Regions from separate parts of the Homo sapiens genome. Here region 1 is linked to region 2. A link is a loop called in an ENCODE intact Hi-C map of the cell type or tissue named here. Cell type or tissue: PC-9. All regions are shown on one strand. Each heading gives the region's core, and the rest is flanking DNA. Links, peaks and the distances in the headings are about the cores only. Region 1 has its middle 36 kb from the start of GTF2IRD1. Region 2 overlaps GTF2IRD1 (GTF2I repeat domain containing 1).

What was found. Hi-C counts contacts between places; a loop is a spot of excess contacts. Peaks named below come from ENCODE experiments on the same cell type or tissue, not always from the same donor. Only the 100,000 strongest peaks of a DNase experiment are listed, where the experiment ranks them.
Region 1: a loop joins it to region 2, with 7 times the contacts of the local background. A loop is called at or near these places in 3 of 110 quality-filtered maps.

What each region holds. Positions count from the first base shown.
Region 1 is chr7:74,414,030-74,421,923 of GRCh38, forward strand. No RefSeq gene overlaps it. Among named protein-coding and RNA genes, the nearest start is that of GTF2IRD1, 36 kb to the right of the region's middle. RefSeq lists a silencer at 3,467-3,596. In PC-9, for the core only: CTCF peaks have their summits at 3,501 (motif pointing right) and 3,712; a DNase peak (open chromatin) is centred at 3,572.
Region 2 is chr7:74,471,898-74,479,791 of GRCh38, forward strand. The region is part of intron 1 of GTF2IRD1 (GTF2I repeat domain containing 1); the gene reads left to right. Among named protein-coding and RNA genes, the nearest start is that of GTF2IRD1, 22 kb to the left of the region's middle. RefSeq lists enhancers at 6,017-6,598, 6,599-7,181. In PC-9, for the core only: no CTCF peak of the experiment used is centred there; DNase peaks (open chromatin) are centred at 3,954, 4,964 and 5,524; H3K27ac peaks cover 3,611 bases.

The DNA.
Region 1 (7,894 bases), core at 1,264-6,263, 58 kb before region 2:
GAAGAAAAGCATTATTTAAAGAGGAAACAGCTGAGAAACTTCCAGAATTGATGAAAGATGTGAATGCAAAGTACAAAGAAATCCAGGCCAGGCGCGGTGGCTCACGCCTGTAATCCCAGCACTTTGGGAGGCCGAGTCAGGCAGATCGTTTGAGGTAAGGAGTTCAAGACCAGCCTGGCCAACATGGTGAAAACCTGTCTCTACTAAAAATACAAAAATTAGCCAGACTTGGTGGTGGGAACCTGTAATGCCAGCAACTCGGGAGGCTGAGGCAGGAGAATCTCTTGAACCCAGGAGGCAGAGGTTGTAGTGAGCTGAGATCGCACCATTGCACTCCAGCATGGGTGACAAAGTGAGACTCCAGCTCAAAAAAAAAAAAAAAAAAGAACTCCAAATATTATAAATAAAAAGAAATCCAGGCCAGGTACAGTGGCTCACGCCTGTAATCCCAGCACTTTGGGAGGCTGAGGCAGGCGGATCACCTGAGGTCCAGAGTTCGAGACCAGCCTGGCCAACACGGTGAAACCCCGTCTCTACTAAAAATACAAAAATTAGCCAATGTGGTGGCACCACCTATACTCCCAGCTACTTGGGAGGCTGAAGCAGGAGAATCGCTTGAACCCAGGAGGTGGAAGTTGCAGTGAGCTGAGACTGTGCCACTGCACTCCAGCCTGGGTGACAGAGACAGACTCCATCTCAAAAATAAATAAATAAATAAAAATAAAAGGAAATACACATCTACGCACATTATATAAAATATAATTGGCAGAATGCCAAAGGCAAAGATCCAAGCAGGATTCACAGGGCATAGTCTTAACAGCAACTTTATTTTTCTCTCCCAATTTGTCCTTAAACCTCTCCAAGTAGGGGTTGACCTGCCCGTTACTGGAGAAAAACTTGGACAGGCCCTTCCACTTCATCATGCTCTCAAAAAGTGGGCGAGGCTGGATGCGGTGGCTCATGCCTATAATCCCAGCACTTTGGGAGGCAGAGGTGGAAGGATCGCTTGAGGTCAGGAGTTCAAGACCAGCCTGGGCAGCATAGCCAGACCCCAAAATCTAAAAAAAAAAAAAAGCTGGGCATGGTGCTACATGCCTGTGGTCCCAGCTACTAGGGAGGCTGAGGCAGGAGGATCACTTGAGCCCAGGAGTTCAAGGTTGCAGTGAGTTATAACCATGCCATTGCACTCCAGCCTGGGCAACAGAGCAAGACCCTGTTTCCAAAAAAAAAAAAAAAGAATCGCAAACATAGCCTCAATTCAGGACCTAAAATCTTAGGCACCCATCCACTGCCAGGGAGGGATAACAAGCTCTCCAAGGAGGCCCACCCCGCCTATGAGGCTTCAGCTGGGGGATGGCAACCCCACCCTCGCCTGGAAGGTGGGATTCGCCACACAGCTCTGTCCAAACCTGTAGTTCTCAACCGGGGATACTTGCCCCCTCGGGGACATTTAGCAATGTCTAGAGACGTTATTGGTGGTCACAACGGGGGCATGCTACCGGCATGTAGGGAACAGAGGCCAGGAATGCTGCTAAATACCCTACGATGCATAGGACAGAGCCCCGGAACAAAGAATTATCCCACCTAGAGCCTCAATAGTGTGAGGTTAAGACAGTGCCCTAAAGCAATTCTCCTCGCTCATTTTTTCTCATCACCAACAGCTGGGGCCTCCTTTTATAAATTCTGATGTAGGTGAATTGCCTAGTACCACCTTATAACTCACAGGACTGTAGATTTGTGATCAAGAGGCAGCTTCAGCCAGGTGTGGTGGCTCACACCTGTAATCCCAGCACTTTGGAAGGCAGAGATGGGAGGATCGCTTGAGGCCAGGAGTTTGAGACAATCCTGGACAATATAGTGAGAGTCCCATCTCTACCAAAAATATATATATATTTATATATTTTTAAATATATATATTTTTAAAATATTATATATATTTATATATTTTTAAATATTTTATATAGATATATATTTTGTTGCCCAGGCTGCAGTGCAGTGGTGCGTTCTTGGCTCACTGTAACCTCCGCCTCCCGGGTTCAAGCGATTCTCCTGCCTCAGCCTCCTGAGTAGCTGGGATTACAGGCGCCCACCACCACGCCCAACTAATTTTTTCGTATTTTTAGTAGAGGGGGGGTTTCATCATGTTGGCCAGGCTGGTCTCGAACTCCTGACCTCAGGTGATCCACCTGCCTCTGCCTCCCAAAGTGCAAGGATTACAGGCATGAGCCACCGCGCCCAGCCTATATATATATATTTTTTTTTAACTGGCCAAGCACAGTGGCACACTCTGTAGTCCCAGCTATTCAGGAGGCTGAGGCAGAAGGATTGCTTGAGCCTGGGAGGTCGAGGTTGCAGTGAGCTATGATTGTGCCACTGCACTCCAGCCTGGGCAACAGAGCAAGACCCTGTCTCAGAAAAAAAAAAAAAAAAAAGGCAGCACCTTGCAGCAGCTGAGACCCAAGTTCCAACTCTGACTTGGGCAGTAACCAGCCTGTGGCCCTGGGCAGAGCCCTTCCCTCCCCAGCTTCAGTTTTCTCATCTATAAAGTGGTAACATAAGCCCCAGGCAGGGGTCACAGCTGAACATCTTGGGAATCATGGTTTGGGTAGGGGTTGGGGGGACATCCTTCTCTGGGTCACTCCTGGGATGTGGCCCTGGGTCCAGCTTTGGGAAAATTAAATAAAGCTTGGAGCATCAGTGTTTTGGGGGTGGGGATTGAACCAGTGTGGTCTGAAGCAGGGGGCGGGGTGTCCTCATGACCCTTCCGCCCCAAGGTTCACAGTACTGGCCTTTGGAAGGCATCTCCATGGCATGGGGTTATGGCGACAACCACTGCTGCAACCCTCCCCCTCCAACACAGTGTCTGTCTCATGTTGAGGGAAGCTCAGAAACCGGGACTTCTAGGCCAGGCGCGGTGGCTCACGCCTGTAATCCCAGCACTTTGGGAGGCCGAGGAGGGCAGATCACCTGAGGTCAGGAATTTGAGACCAGCCTGGCCAACATGGTGAAACCCTGTCTCTACTAAACATACAAAAATTAGCCAGGCACAGTGGCTCATGCCTGTAATTCCAGCACTTTGGGAGGCCAAGGCAGGCAGATCATTTGAGGTCAGGAGTTCTAGACCAGCCTGGCTAACAGGGTGAAAACCCATCTCTACTAAAAATACAAAAATTAGCCGGGCGTGGCGGCAGGCGCCTGTAATCCCAGCTACTTGGTTGGCTGAGGCAGGAGAATGGCTTGAGCCCAGGAGGCGGAGGTTGCAGTGAGCCCCGCTGCACTCCAGCCTGGATGACAGAGCAAGACCCCGTCTCAAAAAAATAAACTGGGACTTCTCTTGCCCCACTTCTCTTTGCTCTGCCTGAGAGGGAGACATTGATCAAACCCTCCAGGTCTGATCGGGAAACATTTGCCTTCTCCTTTTGTGGGGTCCTGGGGTGAAGAACAGGAGGGGAGGCTGGAGGGTGGGTGACACCACGCACCCCTGGGCGGCAAGAGACCCACCAGCCAAGTCTTGCCTGTGATGCCTCCCATTTACCAGCAGGTGTCACCCTCGGCCCTCTCACTGCGGCTTGTCCATTCCACCCTCTGTCCAGACTGGGCTTTAGGGCTGCAAGGCTGGAGACACAGGCCAGCTTTGCACGTGGGAGCAACAACGGGGACCCAGGTGTCCCGGCTCCTAGTCCCAGAGCTCCCTGTCCCTGTTGCCTCCCAGACTTGGTTCAGGCCTCTCTGTGAGTATCCGTGTGTGTCCACACTTCCATCCCTGGGAGAGAGGCCGGCCAGGGCGTGGACATTCATTCCCTCTCTGGGACCGTGCCGGGCCAGGACTGTCCTGGCCTCCCTCCTCCCGCACAGCACTGCCTCCCCTCCCCGCAGGCTGGGCTCCCTCCACAGAGCTGACCCTGGCCTACTTTCTCAGTCCTGAACCCTCCCATCACGTCCCCCTTGCCAACCTCAGCTGGGCAGTCACCCTGGTCCCGCTCCCACTCCCCAAGAGAGGCTGGGAAGTGTTTTGAGACTGAAGTTGGGGTCCAGTGTAAATTCAGAAGGAACATGGTATAGGACGAATAACCAGGATGCTCACTTCTAGAAGCTTCTCTGGAACCTTGGGTAAGGCTGTGGGCCCTTTCTCTGGAGCTACCAGCAAAGGGAAGGACTTGCTGCCTCCAGGGTGGCTCCAGCCCCGTCTAGACCCCCTCCCAGCCACCCTCTCCCGCTGCCACAATTTCCAGCTGGCCCCACGCACAGCTGTGCCTCGGTTTCCCAGCAGCCCCAAGCCTGGAGTTCACCAGGAGCACCTTCACAGCCCCGCACCGGGTCCGCAGCCTGGGGTCCATCATATTCATCACACTCTGGGCCCTGTCCCCCACCCCCAGCTCAGGCCTCAGATCCTGCCTCCAACCCCACACCCCCAGGCCTTTCCAAGTGACCCACACACATGCATGGGCACACACACACAGATACATACACACATACACAGAGACACACATACATGTACACATCATATATATATACACGCACACAGAGACACATATAAACATGCACACACGTACACACATACATGTACACACGTACACACATGCATACACATATACATACACAAACACATACATACACAAACACTATAGACACGTACACAGACACACACAAATACGTACACATACACAAAAACTCATACACATACACAAACACGTACATACACAGACACACAAACACTACAGACACATGTACACACGGACAAATACACATACACACAGACACACATACATGTACACATATACACATGTACACAGGTACACACGCACATACACACGTTACACACAAAGAGATGTATACTCACATACACAAACATGCACATATATACACACAAACAATATACATACACATACACATACACACACGCATATACATGCATATACATCCACACTTGTGCACACATACACACATGCACACACACACACTTTTTCTTCACGGCCTGCAGAGACGCGCCCATCGGGGACTTGATTCACACCTCTCTCCCTAGAGGGGAGTGCTCTGTGTGCACCGCAACATATCTCTAACCTCTTTTTTTAAATTGACAAAAATTGTATCTATTTATGGTGTGCAATATGATGTTTTGAAATATGTATAAAGTGTGGACCAGCTACATCAAGCTAATTAGCATATGCATTACCTCATTTGTCTTTTTGTGGGGAGTGTGCTGAGAACGCTTAAAATCCACTGTCTTGGTACTTTGCAAGTTTAGAACACATTGTTATCAAGGATAGCCACCATGTTGTACTTGGATCTCTTGAACTTAGTCCTCCTAACTGAAATTTTTGTGTGTTTTTTTCCTTGTGTGTGTGTGACAGAGTCTCACTCTGTTGCCCAGGCTGGAGTGCAGTGGTGCAATCAGCTCACTGCAGCCTTCATCTCTGGGCTCAAGCCGTCCTCCTGCCTCAGCCTTCCAAGTAGCTGGGACTACAGGTGTGCACCACCATGCCCAGCTAATTGTTTGTATTTTTAGAGAGATGGGGTTTTGCCATGTTGCCCAGGCTGGTCTCGAACTCTTGGGCTCAAACGATTGGCCTGTCTCAGCCTCCTAGATTGCTGGGATTACAGGCATGAGCCACCACTGCCACCCCCACATCTCTGACTCTCAGCCCAGGGCGTGGCACACAGGTGCCCACGAGTGGCTGTCAGACGGATTGATCAATTCCACCACTGCACAAACTTCCATCTTCAATCTTGCACTCCACCTCAACTGCTCTCCCAGAGCTCCAGACACTGCCAGGTTGCCCCCGCATCCTGACAAACTGTCCTCTTTCTGTACCCTTTCCAAGTCATCTAATTGTCCTCATTTTTGTTTTTTTTTTTTTTTTTTTGTAATTTGAGTTTATTTGACCATCTTGATCCGAAATGTTCAAGCTTTTGGCTATAGTTTTCTTCATTTATTTATTCAATATTTTTTAGTAACTCTATTAATTAATTGATTTCCTTCCTTCCTTCCCTCCCTCCCTCCTTCCCTCCCTCCCTCCTTCCCTCCCTCCCTCCTTCTCTTCTTCCTTCCCTCCTCCCTCCCTGCCTCCTTCCTTTCTGCCCACCCACTTTCTTTCTTTCCTTCTTTCTTTCTTTTTCTTTCTTTCCTTTCTTTCTTTCTTTTTTCTTTCTTTTTCTTTCCTTCCTTCTTTCTTTCTCTTTCTTCTTTCTCTTTCTTTCTCTCTTTCTCTCTCTTTCTTTCTTTCTCTTTCCTCCCTTCCTTTATCTCTTTTTCTTTCTTTCTTTTTCCTTCTTTATTTTGAAGTGGAGTCCCGCTCTGTCACCCAAGCTGGAGTGCAGTGGCGCAATCTCTGTTCACTGCAACCTCTGCTTCCCGTGTTCAAGCGATTCTCCTGCCTCAGCCTCCCAAGTAGCTGGGATTACAGGCATGCGCCACCACGCCCAGCTAATTTTGTATTTTTAGTAGAGTCAGGGTTTCACCATGTTGGTTAGGCTGGTCTCAACTCCTAACCTCAGGTGATCCACCCAGAATTGTTTTCTTTAAAACAACTTTTCTGTACTGGACATGGTGGCTCACACCTGTAATCTGGCACTTTGGGAGGTCGAGGCGGGAGGATTGCTTGAGCTTAGGAGTTCGAGACCAGCCTGGGCAACATGGTGAAACCCCAGGCATGGCGGCACATGTCTGTAATCCCAGCTACTGGGGAGGCTGACGTGGGAGGATCACCTGAGTCCAGGAGGCCGAGGCTGCAGTGAGCCATGATCATGCCACTGCCCTCCAGCCTGGATGACAGAGCGAGACCCTGTCTCAAATAAATAAATAATAAATAAATAAATAAAGCTGTTTTTCTTTCTTTCTTTCTTTCTTTCTTTCTTTCTTTCTTTCTTTCTTTCTTTCTTTCGTTTGTTCTTTCTTTCCTTCCTTCTTTCTTTCTTTTATTTCAGTCCTCTTTACTTGAAAGTTTATCTCTTGTTCAGAAAATAAATATGGGCCAGGTGCGGTGGCTCATGCCTGTAATCCTAGCACTCTGGGAGGCTGAAGCAGGAGGCTCACTTGAGCCCAGGAGCTGGAGATCAGTCTGGGCAACATAGTGAGACACTGTATCTTTTTGGGGATTTTTTGGACAGAGTCTTGCTCTGTCGCCAGGCTGGAGTGCAGTGGCGTGACCTTGGCCCTCGGCTCACTGCAACCTCTGCCTCCTGAGATCAACTGATTCTCCTGCCTCAGCCTCCTGAGTAGCTGGGACTACAGGTGTGCGCCACCACACCCAGCTAATTTTTTTGTATTTTTAGTAGAGACAGGGTTTCACCATGTTGGCCAAGATGGTCTCAATCCCTTGACCTCGTGATCCCCCTGTCTCGGCCTCCCAAAGTGCTGGGATTACAGGCACGAGCCATCACGCCCTGCCTGACCCCCAGTATCTTCTTAAAGAAAAAAGAAGAAAAGAAAAGAAACAAGATATTCTTTCTCCCTAATGCCAGTTCTTCATCTGCGGTCCCCTTCTCTGCACCGTCTCTCTGTCTCCTGGGTGGTCATCTCCATCTTCTCAGACTTACGTCTTTAATGTTTGTATTTTTAATCTTTTAATCCCAGACCTGAGGCATTGATCATCTATCTTCTTAAATCACATTTATTTTGTCACTTTATCATTATTTTAAACCTCTTAACTTTTATCTCTTGTGGAGAGTAACTTTTAAGACCAACTTCATAGCTTTTCATTTTAATTTTGTATTTGCTGATTTTAACTTTGTAATACACATTAGCCCTCTCATTTATAAGGTATTCATCTTATTGGTGCTGCTAGTCTTTTAATTTCTTTTATCTGAACTATTTTTCATGATTATAAAGAAAACTCTTGATTTTAAATCTTTGCTGGCTTTTTTTTTTTTTTTTTTTTTGAGACACAGTCTCACT
Region 2 (7,894 bases), core at 957-5,956:
AGGAGAATTGCTTGAATCCGGGAGGCGGAGTCTGCAGTGAGCCGAGATGGCGCCACTGCTCTCCAGCCTAGGCGACAGAATGAGACTCTGTCTCAACAACAAACAAACAAACAAACAAAACAGAACACTCATAGAACTGTATGTCAGAAAGAATGAATTTTATTGCATGTATATTACACTCCAGGTAAAAAGGGGCCTGGCCTGGAACTGGCCTTTCCAGAGTAACTCCACTTGGAGTTCACCATCTCATTTGTTCTAGTTGGTGCCACCATCCCTTCTACCAATGGTGAGTTTTGGTCTGTCAAGTTGGCCAACCTGAGTTGTGCATAGGGCCGGGGCCAGGTGCTGCAGTGGGGCCCCCCTCTTTCCCTTCCTTGGACATCCTAACCCCTCTTGGGGTTTCCCGAGCTTCTTGGATGGAGGGAGCCATAGAATGTTAGAACTGGAGGGAACCTCAGAATATACTGGCCTCTTCTCTTTTTCAGATGGGGAAACTGAGGCCCAGGGCTGGGAAGACACTTGACTAAGGTTCTAGAGTTACGAGGATCAAGATCTAAAACCACATCTGGCCGGGCACAGTGGCTCACGCCTGTAATCCCAGCACTTTGGGAGGCCGAGGCAGGAGGATCACTTGAGGTCGGGAGTTCGAGAGCAGCCTGGGCAACGTGGTGAAACCCCATCTCTATTAAAAATACAAAAAAAAATTTAGCCAGGCATGGCGGGGGGTGCCTGTAATCCCAGCTACTTGTGAGGCTGAGACATGAGAACTGCTTCAACCCGGGAGGCGGAGATTGCAGTGAGCCGAGATCGCACCACTGCCCTCCAGCCTGGGCAACAAGAGCGAAACTCTGCCTCAGTAAATAAATAAATAAATAATCAATCAATCAATCCACATCCATGACTCTTGGTCTGGGCCTCCTTGCCCTCCTGCAGATGCCTCTGGAGCCTCCCTTGTCTCCTGCTCCTGGTTCGGGAGGCTGGACAGGCCCAAGCTGGCCCCACAGCTGGTGGGAGGCTTTGCTGCAGCGTACCCTGGACAGGGCAGAGTTGGGTAGGGAAGGGAGAGTGGTCAGAGCATCTGCAACACCGCAGCGGAGGAGAGGAGAGAGTGCGGTGAAGGCTGGCAAGTGGTTGATTATGGGGAGCTGTGAGAATGGTTGATGGCCCCCCAGGGACAGACAGGAGAACAGAGCACTGGTTTCTGCTCTTTGGAGCTCCTGACATCACCTGGAGTAACCCCCAAGCCTCATGATGTGTTCAGGTAGATCCCAGCAAATGCAGAATTGGGGTCAGCCTGGTTGGGATGACAACCAGAAGAGCTTCCTAAGGGAAGGACCCCAGGAGAACCTGGTGGGGGCAGGGGAGAGATCTTGGCCGGTGTCCCTTCCCAAGGGAGGAACCCAGTCTCAGGGACGTAGTCCCGCCCCCTGGTTTATTCTGGTATTGCTGTGTCCACCAGCCTGGGGCTGCCAAGAGCTCTGGAAACTTCTGTGAGGTTGGGCGTGGAGGTTGCATGGTGGCAGCTCAGGGCTTTTTTTTTTTTTTGAGAGAGGGTCTTCCTCTGTCGCCCAAGCTGGAGTACAGTGGAACAGTCATAGCTCACTGCAGCCTCAAACTCTTGGCTTCAAGTAATCCTCTCACTTTGGCCTCCCAAAATGTTGGGATTACAGGCATGAGCCACTGCGCACGGCTTTGGGGATTCTTATTGGCTGTGAACCCCGTGATTCATTGCTCCCATTTTCTTGGTTTAGTGCCCACTCCTGCAGATGAGGGGAGGCAGACTGAACCTCCTGGAGTCTGGGGTCTGGGTGGTGAGCCTGCCCACTTCCAGGAACTGTCCATAACCCACCCACCATCCTGGACAGCCCGCAACCTTGGTAGCACAGGACACTTGCCCACTGCCCTATTTTTGGCTCAGAAAACGATATCTTCAGCTGGGTGCAGTGGCTCACGCCGAGCTGGGCGGATCACCTGAGGTCAGGAGTTCGAGACCAGCCTGACCAACTTGATGAAACCCCGTCTGTACTAAAAATACAAAAATTAAGGCTGGGCGCAGTGGCTCACACCTGTAATCCCAGCACTTTGGGAGGCCGAGGCGGGTGGATCACCTGAGGTCAGGAGTTCGAGACCAGGCTGGCCAACGTGGCGAAACCCCATCTCTACTAAAAATACAAAAAAAAAAAACAAACAAAAAAATTAACTGGGCATGCTGATGGGCACCTGTAATCCTATCTATTTGGGAGGCTGAGGCAGGAGAATTGCTTGAACCCGGGAGGTGAGTTCAACCACTGAGCCGAGGTCGTGCCACTGCACTCCAGCCTGGGCAATGAAGTGAGACTCTGTCTCAAAAGAAAACGATATTTTCTTACCTATGGGGTCCCCTCTGGTTTTCAGGACTCACAATGCCTGCAGGAAGCCCACCTCAGGTCTCACTGTAGCCCCCCTGGTGGGGAAACCCCTCTGCCTCTAGCAGGGCAGGCAGAAAAGATGTGTTTGGAATAAATAATGAGCCTATGGGAGAGCCACTCCCATCTTGGTGCAAATATTTGTGTGTGAATCACTCATCTGGACAGTGGGACTGGATTGTGGTTGACAGTGAGCCATGCCTGGGGGGCTGTGCAGGGGACATTGTAGGGGTGCAGGGCCATGTTTACTCCAGATCCCAGCAGACTTCACTTTGAAGCTGGCCCCTGACTCTTTGTGCTGTGTGACCTTGGGCGAGTTGCTCAGCCTTTCTGAGCCTCTACATCCTCATCTGTAAAATGGGGAGAGTACTGTTGTGTTTGTAGTGTTGCTGAGGTGGGTTGCGAGATGCCCATCAGCAGCACAGCTCCTGCCACTGATGGCTGCAACGCAACTGTGATTTCTCAGAAATGTCATCCCAGGCCCAGCTAGCCCTGAGGCCCAGGTGGGGTTTTGAGGGAAAGGGATCTGGCTGGGAGCAGTGGCTCGGGCCTGTAATCCCAACACTTTGGGAGGTTGAGGCGGGAAGACTGCTTGAGTCCAGGAGTTTGAGACCAGCCTTGGCAACATAGCAAAACTCCATCTCTACAAAAAAAATAAAATAAAATAAAATTAGCCAGGTATGGTGGTGTGTGCCTGTAGTCCCAGATACTCAGGAAGGATTTGGGACGATCACTTGAGGCTAAGAGTTTGAGACCAGCCAGGGCAACATAGCAAGACTCCATCTCTACAAAAAATAAAATAAGTAGCTGGACACGATGGCACACACCTTAAGTCCCAGCTACTTGGGAGTCTGAGGCAGAAGGATCACTTGAACCCAGGAGTTGGAGGCTGCAGTGAGCTATGATCACGCCATTGCGATCATAGGCTGGGTGACAGAGCAAGAGACCCTGTCTCTTAAAAAAAGAAAGAAAGAAAAGAAAAATGATACTCAACCCTTGTCCATTGGGCCTGACTCTCACCTCCCACCTCTACTTTGTGAGGAAGGGACAGGGTGTTAATATGTCTTCATTGGAGGGTACTGGGGCCCAGAGAGGGGAAGGAAGTTCTCCAGCATCACACAGCCACTCGAGGCTGAGCCTCCACTAGACCCAGACCTCCTGGGGCCTGGCCTCATGTACGTTCCTGAGACTACAGGGTTTTGGTGAGGGGCTGCCCTGCCATCTGTTGCTGTACCCTAGGGAGGGGAGGGTGTGGCCCGGGCTGGACTCCTCCAAGTTGCTCTGTCCCTGGGTTTTGGAAGGGGAGGGGCCGCTTCATGAAATTGCACCACCTGGCCAAGGCTCGGGCAAGCCCAGGTTGGATGCAGGTGGCCAGGCTTTTCTGACAGGTGAGGGCAGAAGTGGAAGTAATGCAGGTGTTCAGAGAAAGGGCCGGATGTGTGTGCATGCGCACACCCAGCTACAAAACAAGGGGTGCCATTCCTCAGGGACCAGGCCATTAACGTGAGCCACCCGTCTGATGCGTAGTCACCCGCCGGGGTGACGGGGGACTTCCTGGACTCTGCGGCCTGATCCTGCCTGTCTGGTGACATTCCTGATCTGGAGTACACATTGGGCCTGCAGTGGGTGCTTTGGTGTTTGTGGAATGAATGAATGGGCTGGCGGCACCCACTGATGAGCATCTGCCAAGATGTCTGTGTGCGTGGAGGTGGCAGGTGTGGTCCAGGTACCCGATAACGGATAGACACCTGTACAAAACAGCCTCTTCTCCAATGCCTGGTGGTGGTGAGGGATGGGGGTGTGGCTATTTTGCAGTTGGATGGTGTGGACACTTACAAGTCAACTAATCCCGATGCTCTGGACTCCTGTCTGTAAAATGGGATGGCGTAGGTGTGGGCTGGTGGTGCCTGGTGGGTCCCGCCCAAGCCCCAGAGAAGGGGCTGATGGCAGCTAGTTGTTATTTTTATTACTAAATCATGGCTCAGCCCAGCCTGGCCTGGCAAGCCCAAGTTCCTGGTGGATGTCTGCCTCTTCCACGCCCGCTTGGAAGCCTTCTGAACCTCCTTTTTTTTTTTCTTTTGAGACGGAGTCTCACTCTGTCGCCCAGGCTGGAGTGCAGCGGTGCGATCTCGGCTCACTGCAACCTCTGCCTCCCGGGTTCAAGCGATTCTCCTGCCTCAGCCTCCCAAGTAGCTGGGATACAGGTGCACGCCACCAGGCTCGGCTAATTTTTTTATTTTTAGTAGAGATGGGGTTTCACTGTGTTGGCCAGGCTGATCTCAAACTCCTGACCTTAAGTGATCCGCCTGCCTCTGAACCTCCCAGATTTCATCGGTTCCCCACCGTACTCTCCTGCCTCTAGCCTTTGCCCAAGCTGACCTTGGCCCCAGTCTTCCCCACTGAACAGCCACCCAGCCTTTGGGGCCAGTGCTCCTGGGCCGATGCCAGCCATCCATCCTGGATGTGCCCACGCCTGGTCACTCCCCACATGAGGAGCTGATGATCTTTGGTCACCGTTTATAAACTTTAGCTTCTCTTTCCTCACCCAGGAGCTCCAGGGCAAGGAGTGGGCCTGATTCACCCCCGTTCAGGGACTGGGTCCTAACAGGTGTGGTGAAAATGAGCACTTAGTCAGCGTCCCACAGCATCTAAAAGACGGGAACAAGGGCTGAGGATGTGGGTAGGCCCAAGACTGGAAATAGGGAAGCCTCTGGAATGGGGACTAGAAGATGAAAGGGCTCTGGAAGATGGGGCATCCAAGTGTTTAAAGCAAGAACGGGGCTGGGCGTGGTGGATCGCGCCTGTAATCCCAGCACTTTGGGAGGCTGAGGAGGGAGGATCACTTGAGGCCAGGAGTTTGAGACCAGCCTGGCCAACATGGTGAAACCCCATCTCTACTAAAAATACAAAAATTAGCCACACATGCCAGTGCGCACCTGTAATCCCCGCTACTCAAGAGGCTGAGTCAGGAGAATCACTTGAACCTGAGAGACAGAGGTTGCAGTGAGCTAAGATCGCACCAGTGCACTCCAGCCTGGGCGACAGTTTTTTTTTTGTGTCCAAAAAAAAAAGAGGTGCGGGGAGGGCCAGAGGGCATTTGGGGTGGGACGGGGCAGGGCAGGGCTGGGTGACTGGAATGGGGTGACTATAATGAATGCTTTGGAGTAGGTCAGGGCAGGTGGGGAGGCCAGATGCCAGGGGAGGGAGGGGGCATGGGGATCCTTCCATCTGGGGCCAAGGATGGCAAGGCCCTCAGACAACTTCTAGCCCAGGTTCTCCATTGACAGATGGAGAAACTGAGGCCCAGGGAGGGGCAGTGCTAGTGCTGAGGTTTTACATAGCAGGTGGGCTGTTCCCCAGCCCACTGCAGGGCATAGCCTGCCCTGGGACACCTGTCCTCACCCGTTGGCTCAGTGGTTGCAGGGGCATGGGTGGGTAGAGGTCGGGGAGTGAGCCGGCTCAGGCGGGCAGGGCTGGGGGCCCCGTGAGCCAGCGCCCCAGGATTAGATCACCCACGAGTAATGGGCTTTTTTCCGTCCAGCCTTTTCCCGACAAGAAAAGGCCTGATGTTCCTCATCCGTGTTGTTCTGAGAAGGCATGTTTATGTCTGGCAAGCGAAGGGTTCTTGGGAGACAGGATCCCAGGGCCCCCCTGCACTGCCTGGCCCCAGGGGTTGGCACCGCCCCAGAGCTGGTTTCCTCCCACTGTCTCCTGACACCCAGCCCCCACGCTTTTCAGATGCCTGCCTGAGAACAAATAAATACTTCTGCACCATGCACATGAGCTCAGATAAGCCTCCGGGGCTCAGCCAGAACTGGGGGCACCAAATGCCCGGGTTCCCTGACCCCTAGCTGGGTGCCAAGCCTGCATTTCCCACCCAGCACTCCCCAACCGCCCCTTGCGTGGAGGGACAGAGATATACTGTGAGCAACACGGGACCTGATGTCAGGGGTGGACAGCAGCTCGGCGGGTGATGTCAGCTTGAGCAATCGTCCCCGTCATCACTGCTGTTAAGTGAGCGGGCACTTGGTGTCCCCAGGCCCAGCGCCAGGCCCTGTTCACACATTCTCACGTGGGGCTCTCACAGAGCTGAGAGCAGTAGAATTACCATCACCCTTTTGCTCAGTGGGGAGAGGAAAGTTTGAGCATTGTGTGTGTGTGTGTGTGTTTAGAGACAGGGTCTTGCTCTGTCACCCAGGCTGGAGTGCAGTGGTGCGATCATAGCTCACTGTAGCCTAGAACTCTTGGGCTCAAGCGATCCTCCCACCTCATCCTCCTGAGTAGCTGGGATTACAGGCACATGCCACCACGCCCAACTAATTTTTATGCTTTTAGTAGAGATGGGGTTTCACCATGTTGGCCAGGCTGGTCTCAAACTCCTGGCCTCAACTGAACCACCCACCTCAGCCTCCCAAAGTGCTGGGATTATAGGCATGAGCCACCAGCCCCACCTTTTTTTTTGAGATAGGGTCTTGCTGTATTGTCCAGGCTGGAGTGCAGTAGCGTGATCATGGCTCACTGCAACCTCTGCCTCCTGGGCCCAAGCAACCCTCCCACCCCAGCCTCTGGAGTAGCTGGGACTACAGGCACATGCTATCACACTAGGCTAATTAAAAAAAAAAAAATTATAGAGATGGGGTCTCACTATGTTGCCCAGGCTGGTCTCAAACTCCTGGGATCAGAAACCTGGTGGTCATTCCAGGTGCCTCCCTTGGGACCCCCCGTCGCCAGCTCCTGGTCCCAAAGCTCTGCCCCGTCCTCCATCCCCTGCTGCTGTCTGCTTCATGCCTGGCTGTCTCTGGCCTGGGCTGTCGCAGAGACTTGGCAACTCCTGGCTCCCCAACTCCAAGCATGACCCGACAGTTCCTCCGCCGTAGCTTCCTGGGATCCCCCTCACTGCCCACGTCTCACCCCTGCCCCACACCCTGCAGCGAGGCTGACCTTCCGAGATCCTTGGCCTCACCCCAATGGCCACGCTGGTCTCTGCCCACCACTTCCTGCCCTGCCCTGCACACTCCAGCCATGCAGAGCTGGATTTGTTCCCCACCCACCCACCCACTCCCACAGCCTCTGGCCCCGCTCAGGCCCGACCAGGACACGTGGGCGGCCCAGGCTGGCGGTTGGGTTTCCTGGGCAGCCAGTAATTTGGCACTCCTTCAAACAGGTCTTTATTTATTCAGCATTTATTTCTAGGGGAGGTGGGTGCTGCGGTGGGGCAGGGAAGGCGCCTCCCTTGTAGAAGAGCAGGGCCTGGGCACAGTGCCTGTCTCCCCTCCTCACCTGCAAACGCCAACTCCCCTGGGAGGGTCCCGGCAGCTCAGGTGTCACCTCCTCCAGGAAGCCCCACCCTGACTGCCTCACCCGCCGTCCTGGGCTTCTTCCATGCCACTTATTTTTATCTTTCACTGAAGCATAATTTACTTCCAGTAAAGTACATGAGTACATGAATCTTTTTTTTTTTTTTTTTTTTTTGGAGACAGAGTCCTGCT